Regions from separate parts of the Mus musculus genome. Here region 2 is linked to region 1. Evidence: chromatin loops called from intact Hi-C (ENCODE). Cell type or tissue: heart. All regions are shown on one strand.

Region 1 (8,000 bases):
CTAGGTAAGAATGAGAGAATCCTGACTTTCCCATTACTACGCCAATACAGACATACATTGACATAGACTCTACATTTGAGAATAGTACGGTCACATCATAGAAACCAAGTGTAGTGTCTTGTCTGAGGTGGGGTCCTTGATGGTTAGATTCTTGTCAGTTTGACACAGACTAGGATCATCTGGGAAGAGGGAAATTCAAATGACAGAATACCTCCAGCCAAGTAGGCTGTGAGGCACTTTTTTTGATTAATGATTGAAGTAGGATGGGATAAACTGTGGGTGGTATCTTGCCTGGGCAGGTGGTCCAGGGTTGTATAAAAAAGCAGGATGAGCAAGCTGGGGGAGCAAGGCAGTAAGAAGTGTTTCTCCATGGTCTGTTTCAGTTCTTGCTTCGAGGTTCCTGCCCCAATTTTCTGTCTTGACTTCCCTTTAGGACAGACTGTGATTGGGTTGCCTAAGTCAAATAAACCCTTGGCTCACCAAGATGTTTTTGGTCATGGTGTTTTATCACAGCAATAGATAGAAAACTAGGACAGGTTTCTGAAAATGGAAGTTGAAGATTGTTCCCAATAGGGAAAAGAAAGAGGAAAGACATTCCCTATCTTGATAGCATTATTTTCCAGTTGCTCAGTCATTGAGTAATCTATGTTGCTTCTCCTTTACTTTATATATACAACAATTACTTCATTATAGAGACAGTAATCCTTTAATGTATTTTACAATCTATCCATACTTCTTCTTCTGTACCCCTTAAAATTTAATTAGGACATCACCATTTTGTATGTAGATTATTAAAACCACCTTCAAATCAATCTACTTCTCCAGAATCTCCATGTCTGTGTATTCTGACCTCATTCGCATGATATTTTTCATAAAATACTTTACCTTTGTCTGTTTTCTGTGTCTGTGTTTGTGTCTGTCTCTGTCTCCGTCTCCCTCCTTCCCTCCTTCCTTCCCTCCCTCTCTTTCTACCTGTCATAGCTAGGAGACACACTGATGCTAATGAACTGATCTACTGCTATTCTCTAAAGGTGCAGCAAGTGAGCTTCCCATTTCTACTGCTTTTGCCTGGAAACTTCTTTCCTTGGTTCTATATAGTAGATTCATCTGACCTTAACTAGTAAGCACATGGTTTTGTGCGTCATTTTTCCTTGATTCTTGCAGTGCTGAGTTAGGCATTGCAAGAATCCCACACATGCTTTCCCTAGTGAGAGCTGTCTAGCTGTTCCACTTTCTACCTATCCCCAAGGAGACTGTTGTATCTCTGGCCTCTTGAGCAGTGCTTGCATACAATGTGCACAAATAAATGATTATCAAGAAATAAACGCAGTACTTCATTTTATAATGCATCACCTTTACTAAGCAAGCACACTGCAAAAAATGTAAATAAAAAGTGCGACACCAGAAACTGTGGTGACCTGGGAATGGTGGGATCAGCTACCAAGTATGGAGAGTACGTGAGAGCTGTCTAGGTGCTCTCATCTCACTGCAGCTTTGTGGATTTTACATGTGGGAAAGAGTCCTGCCTCATTGCCATGTATATATCATTTGGTACTTCTTTTTGAAAGTGGTAAGTGTGTGTGTGCATGTATGTATGTGTGAGTGTGTGAATGTATGCGTGTATGCATGTATGTGTATATGTGCATGTATGTATCAGTGTATATGTACATCTATGTGTGTGTGTGCATGTAAATGAGTGCATGCATGGATGTGTGAGTGTATGTGTAAGTGTATGTGTAAATATGTGAGTGTGTGTGTGAGATGTGTGTGCATGTATGTACATATATATATGTGAGTGTATGTCTGTGCATATATGCGGGAATATGAAGGTGTAGATGTGTGTGCATTATGTGTGTGCATTATGTGTGTGCATGTATATGTATGCATGTGTGTATGTGTGTGTATGCGTGTATGAGTATGTGTTTTATGTGTGTGCATGTATGTGTGAGTGTATGTCTGTGTGTGCATATGTATATGCATGTGTGTGTATGTGTGTGTGCATGTATGTGTATGCATGTGTGTATGTGTGTGTGCATGCATGTATAAGTATGTGTTTTATGTGTATGTGCATTTATTTTGAGTGTATGTATATGTGTGCATGTGTGTGTCTGTATGTGTGTAAGCATATGTGTATGTTTGAGTGTGTGTGTGTTTGATAATGGAAAATAGGATACTAAGTGTCCAAAAAATTGTGATCAAATGAGGACAAATGACTTTGCTAGAGATTATTTTTATAGCCCCAGAAAAGTCTAACTCAAAGGTTCAAAATTATTCAATACCTGCTAATAAAAATTAAATATTTGTAGTAAGAACTTCTATCATTATGAATCCTTTACTCTTTGTGACTTTTTCCATACACAAGCCTTAGCATCGCTTGTGGGTTGGTGGCCAGTTTACCACATTTCAAGAAAACATGCAAACACATTCCTCAGCGCTGATGAGAAGGACCACACATCTTCAGACAGAAGGAAACCCTCCTATCAGTGTTTGTGTTTGTCACTCATGGAAGGCTAGCACTTACTCACTGACATCCGGATCATTATAACGACACCATACATGGTTCATTAACGTTCTTCATGTTTTGACTGTGTGCTCAAGTATGTCTTCATTATTTGGAGGAGAAAAGAATACTCCACTGACAGAGGAAAGTTAGCTGAGATAAACAAGATGTTTATCTTACAGGAACCAGTCATACTTAATCATTTTAATATCCCATTTAACACAAAAACTTTTGCCTCAATAGAAAAGGGCCCATGAAGTGAGTTATTGAGAAGCCAGAAAAACAAATATTCCAGGAATGTATATATTTATGTACTAGGATGTGTTCTTTGGGATATTCCTAATGAGGCACGATTGTCACAATATATCTAGCACCATCCCAGGCAGCCACCATGGGTGGGCCCAGGCCAAGCAACAGGAAAGCACACCCTCTGAAAACCACAAGGACAGCTGGGGCTCAAACCCAAATGACAGCTATTAAGTGGAGGGCAGAGAGAGGTGACCGAAATATTAATCTCCACAGGCCCCATCTCCTCAGATAATGGACACATTCACCAGTGTGGAACTGAACACAGCCCTGTATTGTGGGGGTTTCCATGCTCATGAAAGACCTCTTCATCTTTCAGTCTTCCCTGAGGTAGAATATTCCAGTCTTTCTGAGAATTCCACCCAGTACATTGTTCCTCATCTTATTGTAGGACATGGCAGACAAGGATGGCCTTTCTGGGACATGGAAATCTCATCTTCTCATTTAACCCAATTGTCCTGGTTGGGAAATTTCTCAATTGTTTATGTGTTTCTCCTTAGTACAGAAAACACACAAGAATGTGAATCAGCCTAAAGAAAAAGCTGTTGCAGGATTTAGGCAACGCACACAAATATTATGTAAAGCAGTCAATTCACCAGAAGGATTTTCATGTCTTACTCTCAAGGAACACATTGACTATGTAGATTGAGGCAGAAAAATGTCTTATTATCCTAGAAAGCTCACTATATCTTGTTCGGAGAGTTACTTCCACAAACTCACCAGACATTTGTAAATCTCTTTAAAAAGGTTAACAACAACAACAACAACAACAACAACAAAAAACCTTTAAAACTGACTTAGTTAAATCCTAAGTGAGAGAACACATAGCCTTATACACTGCAGTCGTAAATAAAACATACCTATTTTTAGAAAATGCTAGGAATGATTTATAAATTCATGGTGCTTTGTTTTATGAAAGCGGCATGCATTCTAGATTTCTGTTATTTTTCAAAAGTTAATCTAAGTGCAGCACTATAATAAAATAGAATTAAATAGAGAAAGTGTGAAGAAAAGACAAAGTATGTGGACATATAAAGTGTCACTTTCTGCATGAGCAGGTATATATAGAAACCTGAGAGCTGTATGTTTTTATGTTGAAGTTAGCCCTGTGCAATTTGACTCTGGAAATGCACGGTCGGTGGTTTTGTAGCTTTTTGTGGGCTTTGTATCAGAGTAGAGGACTCAACCTTCTGACAGAGCTTGGCAAAGGTCAGGCTGAGTGAGTCCATTCGAAATTTCTCAAATCTTCTATCAAAACTGGAAGTGCTCTCCTCCTCACCACCCCAATCATCGTCACACACGATGAGCATTAAATAGTCATTTATGCACTCTGTGCCGGGTCCCCTCGTCCAACTCAAAGAAAGCAAAGTGCCTGCAGCATTTTATGGAGTAAATAATTCATCAGAGGATTGGATAACAAAGGGAGGAAAACAGGAGGAAAACTTAGCGGACATCAGCAGCAAAGTATCTTGGAGGGAATAATGATATTCTGCTTGTCAGTGTCTGAAAAACGTTTAAACTACTGCTTTTATTCCTGCCCCAAGACAAAGCACTTAAAGACGGAGGCTTGTCTACAGTCTTGTCATCTTCCAACGGAAAAAGAGTGAGCTCTGCCTTTTACTGTGCATTACAGACCATTTTGCATTAGGCTGAACATTCCTCAACACGCTGGTGATCATTCACTTGTTTTCTTCAATCATAGGGAAAGAGTGGGATACTGCAGGTGAACGGGGCCAAATTCCTAGGATTTGCCACAGACAAGCGTCTTCCTTCCTGTATTTGTTTAAGCCTGTACTTCCTGGAGTACTGGCTCAGCAATGTGTGGAAGCAGGGCTGATGTCTGGAATCAGGGACAGGGTGAAGGCACACCCCTTCCTCGAATCCAGTGCTTCTCAGCCATCCCGGTGCTGTGACCTTTAATACCGTTCCTTATGTTGTGGTGACACTCAACCAAAAAAAAATCATCGTTGTTGCTACTTTATAATAGTAATATTGCTACGGTTATGAATTATAATGTAAATATCTGTGTTTTCAGATGGTCTTGGGTGACCCCCATGAAAGGCTCAGCAACCTTTGATGGGTTGAGAAACACTGCTCTAATCTCTGCCCAGGACTCTTTTCATCAGCTAGTCTTTGAATACTGAGAAAGAAATGGTTAGTGTAGAACACGTGAGATCAGAGTTAGCAATGGTAAGTAATTGAGAATGCAGACACATATGTGGAGCTAGGCAAGAGCTGTTTAATGGATTCACAACTATCAATGTGAGGATGGGGACACCCATTTATTCCATTTTTGATCTTCCTTTAAGATTATGCCACACGGCATCCTTTCGAAGCATTGGATAAGTAACATCCTGCTTGCATCTGTGTAAGTCATGCATGATGAAGCAGGCTCTTTCCAGTCAAGAGTCGATCCTAAAATAGTAAAAGGATCAATCTGGTGAAGGGAACTCTCATTGTGCAAAGCCTTTTCACCTGTTCAATCTTGATGACTGGCCACTTAGCAAGAAGTGTATGTATTAGCAGAATATACATGTTATGGAATAAAGAAGAAAAAAACCCACTGGAAACCATCGGGGGCAAAAGTAGCCGAGGAGCTACACAGAGGTTTCCCACATCTGCACCATGACTTGCTAGTTTTTGGTGTCTTTGAACTAAAGTATTTTTGCTGGGGTAAGTTAGGACAGAAGGATACATCACAGAGTTCCATGACTTGACCAAAAACATCTACTAATTTGCACCTACAGTTTCAAGTCTGGGACAGCATTTTGTTTCTATTTGATATTTTTGTGCCTTTGTGCAGAAACCTGGAGCATTATAAGATGTCTATTGTGCCCCATAAATGAATGACTTGGAATCACACATGAGGGAGGGAGCAATGAATAATCACAAGTCTACATAGCAAATCCAGCCACTGAAAGATGTACACTGTTTACAAAAAGTCTTCCAAAAATGTATAATATGAACAGTTATATGGGCAGATGAAATTTGCCAGACACAAAATATCTATCCACTTCATTGAAAGGAGGACATTTATGTGGTAAGCAGTTTTGTGAAGCACTGAGTCTTCTGAGAGGCCCAACTTTAAAAACAAAGTATGTAAAAATAATAACAAGCGAATATTACATGAGTTCATTATATTTTTCTATGAAATCAGAAGCCCATGAAACAAAAATCACATATTCCTGGAGGTCTTGTCTGTCTGTCCCTTGGTTCGCATTTTTTGTGTAACCCGCACTGTGTGTCATGACGTGTCATGGAATGTTCTCTGTGAAGTTTGTGTCTTACAGTTCTGAGGACTTGCTTCAGTCTGCCCAGGCTTGGCACATCAGAGTGGCAAACTCAACTGGGTCACTCCTAAAGACAAATTCTTAGTAGTTTGGAGAAAGCAAATTTGCCTGACACTGTGACCTTCTGCTATGCATGAAGTGATATAATTTGACCAGAAGATGGCAGCATTTGGAAAGGAAAAAAAATAAACAGGCAACCCATGGGAAGGGATTAAATGTATTAGAATTTCCACAAAAACAGGAATGAAGGGCAGCAACATTATTGTGAACTGTAAGACGCTTAGTTGTACAAAACACAATTTTAACAAGAAGTCAAGAAGGTTCGTTGGTAGGAAGTAGATGCACATACATCTTACAAATATCATTTTCCTGGTTTCGGGACATTTAAGAGCTATGTATTATTCTTAAAGCTATTCTAAGAGCAGCCATCTGATTTTTTGCATTTGTTTTATTTACAACAATACTGAATGTCTCTCACCATCCTGAGAGGGTAACAGAACACTCTTTTATGTGCCTGGGTTTTATAACTTTAATTTAATGTAAAAAAATGCACGGGGTAGCCGATAGGGCTAGTCTTTGCAATACTTCTTCCAAGCATACAGTGGATGGAATTACCCATAGTTCACTGTAAGTTTGTTTCCTCTGTGAAATGCAGAAACAAACTAGGAAAATAATGAAAAAAAATCACAGGCACTGAGGGGAGCAGTAATGAAAAACTGAAATAGTTTTAAGTTGTATGCTTCATGGTTTTAAATACACGCAGTCAAGATTTTCTGACTTCAAGACAATACTTGTTTCATTTATGATCTGTCTGTCTGTCTGTCTGTCTGTCTATTCATTCATTCACTTTACATCCCAATCACAGCAATTACCTTCTGCCAGCCCCCTCCTCACAAGCCCCTCCTCGTATCCCCCCTGCCTTTCACCTCTGCAAAGCAGGGAGGTCCCTCTAATGGAACCCACCTACTCTGTCACCTCAAGTCACCATAGGGCTAAATATATCTCAAAACAATATTTTAATGACAAATACTAGTAAGTATTCTGTAAGAGAATATTATAGTCAATATTCTATTATTTCAACAAGTTTTAGAGAAATGTCCTTTGCTCTAGAGTTTGAACGTACACAGTATCCATGAGGCTGCTGCCAGTGCTGCTGCTGCTAAGACTCTGTCATCTTTACCCATCTGAGCCAGCCTGACCTAATTCTCTCGCCTGCTGCTGACTTGGCCATTAGAGAGTCAGTAAGATACTTAGCATCTGGAGAGCTCCCTGCCACTTCCAGATCTGCACCCAAACTGAACCTGCCGTGAGATACCTTCCTCATCTCTGTGCATGAGATCGCCTGACCAGGATGAAAGGGACTTCACGAGCTCTCCTTAGAGCTGACAGAAATCAGACCCAACAACAGACAGGCAAGCTGGGTGTGCTAATGCACACCTCCAAGGCCAGCTTTTGGGAAGGCGAAACAGGAGACTTTACAAGTTGAAGACCAGCCTGGGGTACATTCTGGGCTGCGGTGCAAGGCTTGCTTAGCATGTGTAAGGCCTTGGGTTTGATCCCTAGTATTGCCCTTCTGTCAGTCTAGGCAAACTGATGAACAATCGGAGTTATTATTCCTGGAGCAATACTATGATCTATTTTAAACCAGCCGTCATACGTTTGTTTTATTGTATCCACATTTGGTATGTGTAACAGGGTCATGTGTAAGTCATTGCACAAACGGCGTTGAAATATTTTGACAGGTCACCTGATAAGTATGTGTTTGGACACTATTTTTAAAGAAACTTCTTTCATATTTTCTCCCTTTTCTGCAATTATAAATCACCATACATCTTTGGGATGTCTGCATTTATTTCTACTTCTGGTTATATACAGTTTTAGGAAGGCCAAAAAGACAGCACCAT
Region 2 (8,000 bases), 77 kb before region 1:
GGTGGCTCATATTTGTCATAGTACATCTTTCCGAGGACGAAAGATCCTGTTTTAGAAAACCTAGGTGTTGAAATCCTGACTTAACTAAAAGAGATAGATAGATAGACAGACAGGCAGATAGATATTGAGAAAATAGTAGGGTTGTAGAAGAAAACATTACAGAAATGCTCCTGTGTAAGTATATTCTTTCATTAAGGACAAATTGCATAGAATATGTCTAAAAAAATTCAGAGTTTTTCTATCAAAGTTTTTTTTTACTTAAAAGTCTGTACTAGGTATCACGCTCATATTTTTGGCTCATAATTTCCTTAGATAAACACATTTTTCTTTCTTTAATTGGATATTTTATTTATTTACATTTCAAATGCTATCTCCTCTCCTGGTTTTCCCTCTGTAACCCCTCTATCACAACCCCTCTTACCCTGCTTCTAAGAGGATGTTCTCCCCACCCACCCACCCACTTCTGCCCCACTGCCCTAGCATTCCTCTATACTGGGGCATCGAGCCTTCATAGGACCAAGGGCCTCCCTTCCCATTGATGTCAGGTAAGGCCCCTTTGGCTCTTTCAGTCCTTCCCCTAACTTGTCCATTGGGGTCTCTGTGCTCAGTACAGTGTTGGCTTCAAGCATTAGATAAACACATCTATTGTTTATATTCCTCCATCTTGTGAGCTTACAGTGCTAGGTATTATTGATTAGTATCTAGATATTTAATTTTAATGAGGAAACATGAGTGTATAGTGTACTGAAGATGTAAAATTACTGGGAGCAGTGGCACTGTAATGAAATTACAATGCAGATTTAAAACACAGCAGTTTCCTGGGATACAAGTAAATTGGTTTTAAAAGACAGAAAACATCTACTTGCTGAAGAGGACAAAGAAACTCCCATATCTTATAAACAGGTATGGTGCTGCTGACTTGGATAAATGGTACTGAAAGAAGATGAAATGGAAAGATATTCAGTGTGCTAAAACATAATTTTGATTCAGAAATATGATTTTTTGTCACATAAAAGACAATATCTTTGTGAAAACTCATGATTTTATCAAGCATTCACTATATTCTCAGATGTTGCTAGATTTTATAAGAATAGATAAATAGGAAAATAGAGACTAGTTCTTTATAGTGGCTGGTTATGACACATTCTGAGACCCAAAGCATACTCATTATGGTATATACTTAGTTTGAAAACACGTATATTAGAAATAGGAAATGATGTAAAGTCTCAGAGAGAGATAAGCATCAGAACTCTCAGAGACAGATTGGCCATAATTATCTAGTCATAGAAATTTGGGGATGGATGTCTAAGCACCCAGGTGTACACAGTTCATTTGTATTGTATCCAACCAATAGAGTCAAGCAGGTAGTGATCCAGACCAATTCTGCTGGTGTGGCAGTCGCCTCCCAAGAACTGGATCAGACAGCTAGGGACAAACAGTCCATATTTTAGATGTACCGAATTCTGTGATGCAATCTTGCTATTCTGTTCTCTCCTACCTGGAATGTGAACCATTCCCAGCCAGCATATTTACATTGTACTCACTAGACCTTGTTTGCTCTTGAATAGCTTATGTCTAGAAAACAAGCCAAGTATAGAGGAGATTCTATACTACCTACGGTTTCAAACATTCATCGGAGGTTGTATATTATATTCTCTATGGACAAGAGACTACTATATATACTCATAATGAAATATTCAGCACCTAAAAGAAGTTACCAATCCCTGACAAGCGTTGGAGGGGCTTAAATGTATATCACTCAGTGCCCCATGTCATCATGTCCTTTGTTTTGACTTGACCAAAGGAATATCACACTTTGAACCATGCTCCCCACTCAATATTGCTGTGCTCCCCACTCAATATTGCTGTGCTCCCCACTCAATATTGCTGTGCTTCCCGCCCAGTACTGCTCTCAACTTAAAACTGCAGTGGAAAAAGAAGTGCTCCTTTATTACCTCAGCTCCTTCTCGGTGCCCAGCACCGTATTCAGTAATGTTTCAAATGATAATTTGGAGGCTAATTTTGATATCTTGGATAATATGCAAAAGTAGGGTAAACAAAACAATCAAGCCATATCACAACCCATCTAGGATGAGGGACATAAACAGCTGGTATAGGGAAAGTCTGCATACTACAGCTGTAACATTCCCAACAGTGTGAAATTAATTTGGGCATGGGTTATGATAGGAGATGTCACAGAGAATCCACAGCAAGTCTTTGGAGGGACAGAGAAGAGAATTTCTAGGAGGGAAACACAAGTCTGAAGGCCATGGCAGATGGAGAAGATTCAGGGGAAGAAAAAAAATCTGAAGTTGTTACCATGGCAACAGCAGAAGGCACATGTTAAAAGAGGAAGGTCAGAAAGGAAGGGTAAGGCCAGGTTATGGAAAAATGGATTCATCAGCTCAGGCATCTTGGCATTTAGGCATTTGATGAATCCACAGTTTGACCCTGGGTCCCTTAGGAGCTGCACTGAGTCTTGGCTCTTCTTTCCCTCTGATGCAGGACACAGGCAGGCACCTCTCAAGCAGGGAAGCTAGATAATTAAGGAAATGTTTACCTGCTGAGCATCTGTTCACAGTGCAGGCATGCTGTTCTTTAACCCAGACTATCATTTAGGAACACATACCAACTCAAGCACCTGCTACACTACTGGTCTCAGAAGTACAGGAAAAAAAAAAGATGTCTCCTTTCAGGAAATCACAGGACAGTGGTACACATACCTGATGAATACACCCAAGCAAAGCACAGACTTAAAGATAGGAAGACTAAAGAAGCCAGGAGCCGGGCTGTTGTCCCTCACTCACCCTTCCTTAAATCCATAAAAAGAATGGAATTAATCTTCCCATTAAGGGGAATATTACAACATGAGCCAATGGGAGTCACTGGGATGTGTTTTCTACGAAAGCCCGTGGTTGACAAATTTTGAAAGCAAACACATTGCCCTGCAGTGATTGGTGAATGAGGCTCCTTAGTGACTATTCCGGTTAGGCAGAACGTGTGGAACTCTATCGTTTCTACCTGGCTACATTAATTAAGACAAAATAGATTCCCTTATCCAGGATCCATTCTTCCTGTGATTAATTTTCCAGACAGTCTGCACTCAATATCAAGAGGAACACCAGCTTTTAATTGGGCATCAGTTAATTCATTTTTTTTTAAATGACAACTCATGATTTTGCTCTTAGACCATGTACCAAAGTCCTGTCTTAATCCTTCAACACAAATGGTCATTAACCCAGTGGAAGAGATGCTGATTTCAAACTCTTGCCAACAGAAAAACAAATTAAAGTTATTATAGGCAATAGATATTAATTAAGGGAAGAATGCATAGGTCATTTCATCTCCAAAAGGTCAAGGTCATTTTTTTTTTGTTATGTGTAACTTCCAAATTAAATGCACCTTCCAGAGAGATCACAGTCAATATATAACTACCTGTGTGTATCTCTCTATATTCATATCATTAATGAAACTACTGAATCACTGCCCATGTGTGAGAAATTCTACAGAGGCAGTTAAAGAGCACCCAAGAAAAGATCATTGCAAGTTAAACTCAATGAACGTTCTTCTTTTGTTTTCTAAATAACGTGGAAACAAAGGTGCCTTTTGTATTGATCATTCTTCAAGAAAGATGAGTGATGTGTTAATTTTTCTGTAGCTGAAATGCTGGTAGCAGTTGTTCTGGTTAGCTTTCTGTCAGGTTGGCATCATTAGAGTTATTTCAGAAGAAGGAACTACAGCTGAGAAGATGGCTTCATCTGTCTGTCCTGCAGGCAAGACTGCGAAGCATCTTCTTAGTTATTGATTAATGTGGCAGGGTCTAGACCATTATGTGTGATGCTACCCATGAACTGGTAGTCCTAGATGTATAAAAATATATACTGAGCAATTCAGGAGGAGCAAGCCAATAAGCATTACTACTTCATGGCCTGTACACCATCTCCTGCTTCCACTAGGTTCATACCTTCAGTTCCTGCCTTATCTGTTCATAGTAAACTGTGTCTTGGAATATGTAAGCCAAACACACCTTTTCTTCTTTCCAAGTTGTTTTTCCCCTACCCCTCACCCCCACCAGTCCCAGCAACAGAAAGCAAAATGAGTGTGGTGGTTTGAATAGGTTTGACCCCCCCCACAGGCTCATGTGTTTTTATGCTTGGCCCATGGGGAGTACCATTATTAGGAGGTGTGGTCTTGTTGGAAATGTGTCCCTGTGGAGTTGTCTTTGAGGTTTCCTATGCTCAAGCTCCACCCAGCATGGAAAACAGTCTTCTTCTGCTGCCTGCAGATCAAGATGTAGAACTCTCAGCTCCTTTTCCAGCCCCATGTCTGCCTTGACTCTGCCATGCTTTTTGCCATGATGATAATGGACTGAACCTCTGAAACTGTAAGCCAACCCCAGTTAAATGTCTTCTTTTATAAGAGTTGCTTTGGTCATGGTGTCTCTCACAGGAATGGGAACCCTAACTGAGACAGTAAGACACTGATTAAAACACTGAAGTACAAAACTCTTCCCTCTGCCCATGTTGGTAGTACTCAGTTACCTCTTCATGTCACCAATAGCCAGTCCTTCCCAGAAGAGGAGTACAATGTCCACGAACTTTTTCAGAAAAGAAATATTAACTTTGTCAAATACCACGAAATGTCCTGCTTATCAATATCCTGGCAATTAACCGACTTCCCACAGGAACCTCTTGGTTTGCCAAATAAGCAGACTTTTCCAAAAATATTTTTAATGCATTTGCTCTGTGTGGGATGCCATGCTGTATGTCAGAGATGAAATGGGAGGCATGACTTTTCATCATTGTGACAATAACTATAAAGGCAATTTAGATGGAGGGGGGACTGATTTTGGTTCATGCTTTTAGAGACTACACTCCAAGGTCAGTTTTATCTATTGCTTTGACCCAGGAATGAGATGGAATCTCAGGATGGTGGAAGCTTGTGGTGGAGAGTGACTCAGATCATGGCATCTATGAAAAAGAGGAGACAAAATGTGGCCAAGGTAAGGAATACCCTTCAGTGGCGTGCCTCCAGTGACCAACGTCTTCTTAACCAGGACCCTGAATTCCACAGTTCTACTATCTTCCAAGAGTCTCCTAAAATTTCGAATGTGTTAATGGATTGAACCATTGATTAGGTCAGAGCCCTCATGATCCAATCATGTCTACAACCCCCTCATAGATACATAGAGTCCTGCTTTGCTGCATCTCTATAAGATGCTACAGTCATCTCTCTTTCATTTAAGTTTCCAATTATGTTAGAAGGAGCTTTATAAATTCATAGACAGAAGTACATCTTAAGAATCACTAAATACTGAAAGAAGAATATAACAAAGTAGGACCTTCAGCTGTAAAGAGCTGGGGGGAGAATATGAAGCAGACAGAACTTAATAGAAAATACCTATCAGTATTGGTTGAAATATAATGGAGAAAAATAGCTATAATAAAATTGTTTTTACTTAATTAGCAATATGCTAAAAATAGAAGATAAGAAATATTTAAAAACTGTATTTCAAAATATTCCGTAGTCAAGAATTTGGCATTTAAGACACACACACACACACACACACACACACACACACACACACACACACACACACAGAGAGAGAGAGAGAGACAGAGACAGAGACACACACAGACACATATGTTAAAGAAATTCCTGATACCTGGAAGCTAATGTGATTCTTCTCAATAGCCCACTCAAACACAGCCAACAGTTTACAGTAGATTTGAGAGAAACTGTGGAGTTATGTGTGGGCATACCCTAAATTCTTTCCTCATAAGAAAGCAGGAAAGTAGAGACCATAAAACTTAAAAAAAAATAATGCTGCAAGTGAGTATTTATATGCTATTTGTATAAAAGTAGTTTAAGTCACTTTTCTGAGAGTGAAAGTGGAAAGGGCATTTGGAACTTTGACTAGAGCTGAGCCCAGCCAGATAGAGACAATTTTTAGATCACATGGACACTGGGCAAGCAGCTAAGGGTCTTAGGAAGAACTTCACTTAGAACTAGAAGATCATACAGTGGGCTTTGACAGCATCACAGAGATTTAAGCAATTGAAGATTTAAATATATTTTCAATATATTCATGTATTTACTAAACATCAAACACTTAGAGTAATGCCAGGCACTAGGATACAGAGCTGAATAAAACAAATTTCTGTCTTTTAAGATGCTTGTAGTTTATTTGGTACAGGGGACAGAAATTAAACTAATGCTATTGGTATTAAGCTGGAGACAGGAAACAGTGACGTTTTGCAAAGAATTCTGAAATTGGGTGGCCCTTTTATTTTCTTCCAATCAAAGTTAGTTTGCAGATTCTCACACTGATAACTGGTAACAACTATCTCTAATAATCAGACCAGGAAAAGGGCAAGTGTCTTTTTATTTTAGTTTTTTTTGGGGGGGGGAAATGGTTGTCTTTTAAAAATGTTTTCATCTCCATTTCCCTTTTTACTGATCAAAGTAAAATGCCAAGGAAATGAATACCAAATGTCACCCAGTCCGGGTTTTGTTCTCTACTGTGTTTACAAGGAGTGTGGATCGAAATGACGGAAACCTGAGATTTCTCTTCTCGCCCCTTTGTCAAAAAGCAGTGTTTGTTTGCTTGTTTGTTTTCTGCTTTGCTCGCTACACTAAGTTTGCAGAGAGTGCGGCTCCACTCTATCGTTTTGAAAGATAGCTTTCACAGGAGTTTCAGGCTGAATTATTCATTATCTTGATTTCTAGCATTTTCATGGCCCACCAAATAACCTCAAGGCAGGAGAACAAACATTCTATGAAACACAACCAAGGACTCCAGCCAAAGTTAGATTCTAAGTCATTTTCCTCATTGGTACCCTTCGATCATTCGTGTGGGGTACATCTCCAGCTATTGCTGCTACTGCTAATCAATTACTTGGTTGAGATACTTGGCAGCTGTGGAGAAAAGTAGGGGCAAAGGAGGAAGGAGAGAGAAAGTTAAACACCAATTTTAGAAGAGTGTTAACTCTCATCACTGTTAGTGAACTGGAAGTCTTTTTCTGATTATAGTGGTTTGATTAAACAGGACACAACACCCGAAAGGAAGCTGATTTTTCTAGTTTCATGGGACACAAAGACAGCATTGTTGACTAAGACAGGCCTGGGGAGGAGGAAAAGAGGATAAGTAGGCAAGATAAGGAACTGCAGCAGAAAGCACACAGCCTGTTCCCAGGAGCAGAGACCGAGGGCTGGCTCTGCCTGCATAATGATTCATTATGGAGGTGATAGTTCTGTCGGATCTAATAAACTGCAACAGATTAGCAGATAGTGCCATGTTGGCTAACCACAACGGGCACAGACGACTGTGTGAGCTGACAGAAGGTGTTTTGAGATTGGATTTTAGCATGAGACACTTCACCACAAACTGCAGTATTCTTCACGTGCATCCTGAGAGATCATTTTAGTCACTAAGTTGTTTCTATTTTCTGAGCTACTTCATGCTTCTGTAATACCAACATTCAAACTCACTGGTATAAATATATTTCTCCTCCACCGGATCTAATGTAAATATTTTTATTCGTAATGAAGAAAAACAACCTTTATCTTTTTTTTTTTCCAAATTGGACATCTTTCAGTTTCTAACTTAGTTCTTATTTACCATCCCTATTTTATTTATTTATTTATTTATTTATTTATTTATTTATTTATTTATTTAAATAAGAAAACATTTAGCCATGCAGTAGTGGCACACACCTTTAATCCCAGCACTTGGGAGGCAGAGGCAGGCGGATTTCTGAGTTCGAGGCCAGCATGGTCTACAAAGTGAGTTCCAGGAGAGCCAGGGCTATACAGAGAAACCCTGTCTCAAAAACAAACAAACAAACAAACAAACAAAAAACAAAAAACAGAAACAAAACCAAACAAACAACCCCCCCCAAGACCCCCCAAAACAAAAAACCATTTATATGTCACATCAAGGCAAAAGGAGAGAGATAAAAAAATTATCAGGCATTCTCTGGTTGGATGTGGTGACTCTA

The links. A loop is a pair of places that touch in the nucleus more often than their neighbours do. Peaks named below come from ENCODE experiments on the same cell type or tissue, not always from the same donor. Only the 100,000 strongest peaks of a DNase experiment are listed, where the experiment ranks them.
Region 2: it touches region 1 in a loop (2.2-fold over the local background); 4 of 42 quality-filtered maps call a loop at or near these places.

The regions. Positions count from the first base shown.
Region 1 is chr8:36,825,822-36,833,821 of GRCm38, forward strand. All of the region lies in intron 4 of Dlc1 (deleted in liver cancer 1), which reads right to left. Among named protein-coding and RNA genes, the nearest start is that of Dlc1, 120 kb to the right of the region's middle. In heart, a CTCF peak has its summit at 6,246 (motif pointing right); a DNase peak (open chromatin) is centred at 4,600; H3K27ac peaks cover 195 bases.
Region 2 is chr8:36,749,291-36,757,290 of GRCm38, forward strand. The region is part of intron 5 of Dlc1 (deleted in liver cancer 1); the gene reads right to left. Among named protein-coding and RNA genes, the nearest start is that of Dlc1, 200 kb to the right of the region's middle. In heart, no CTCF peak of the experiment used is centred here; no DNase peak of the experiment used is centred here; H3K27ac peaks cover 583 bases.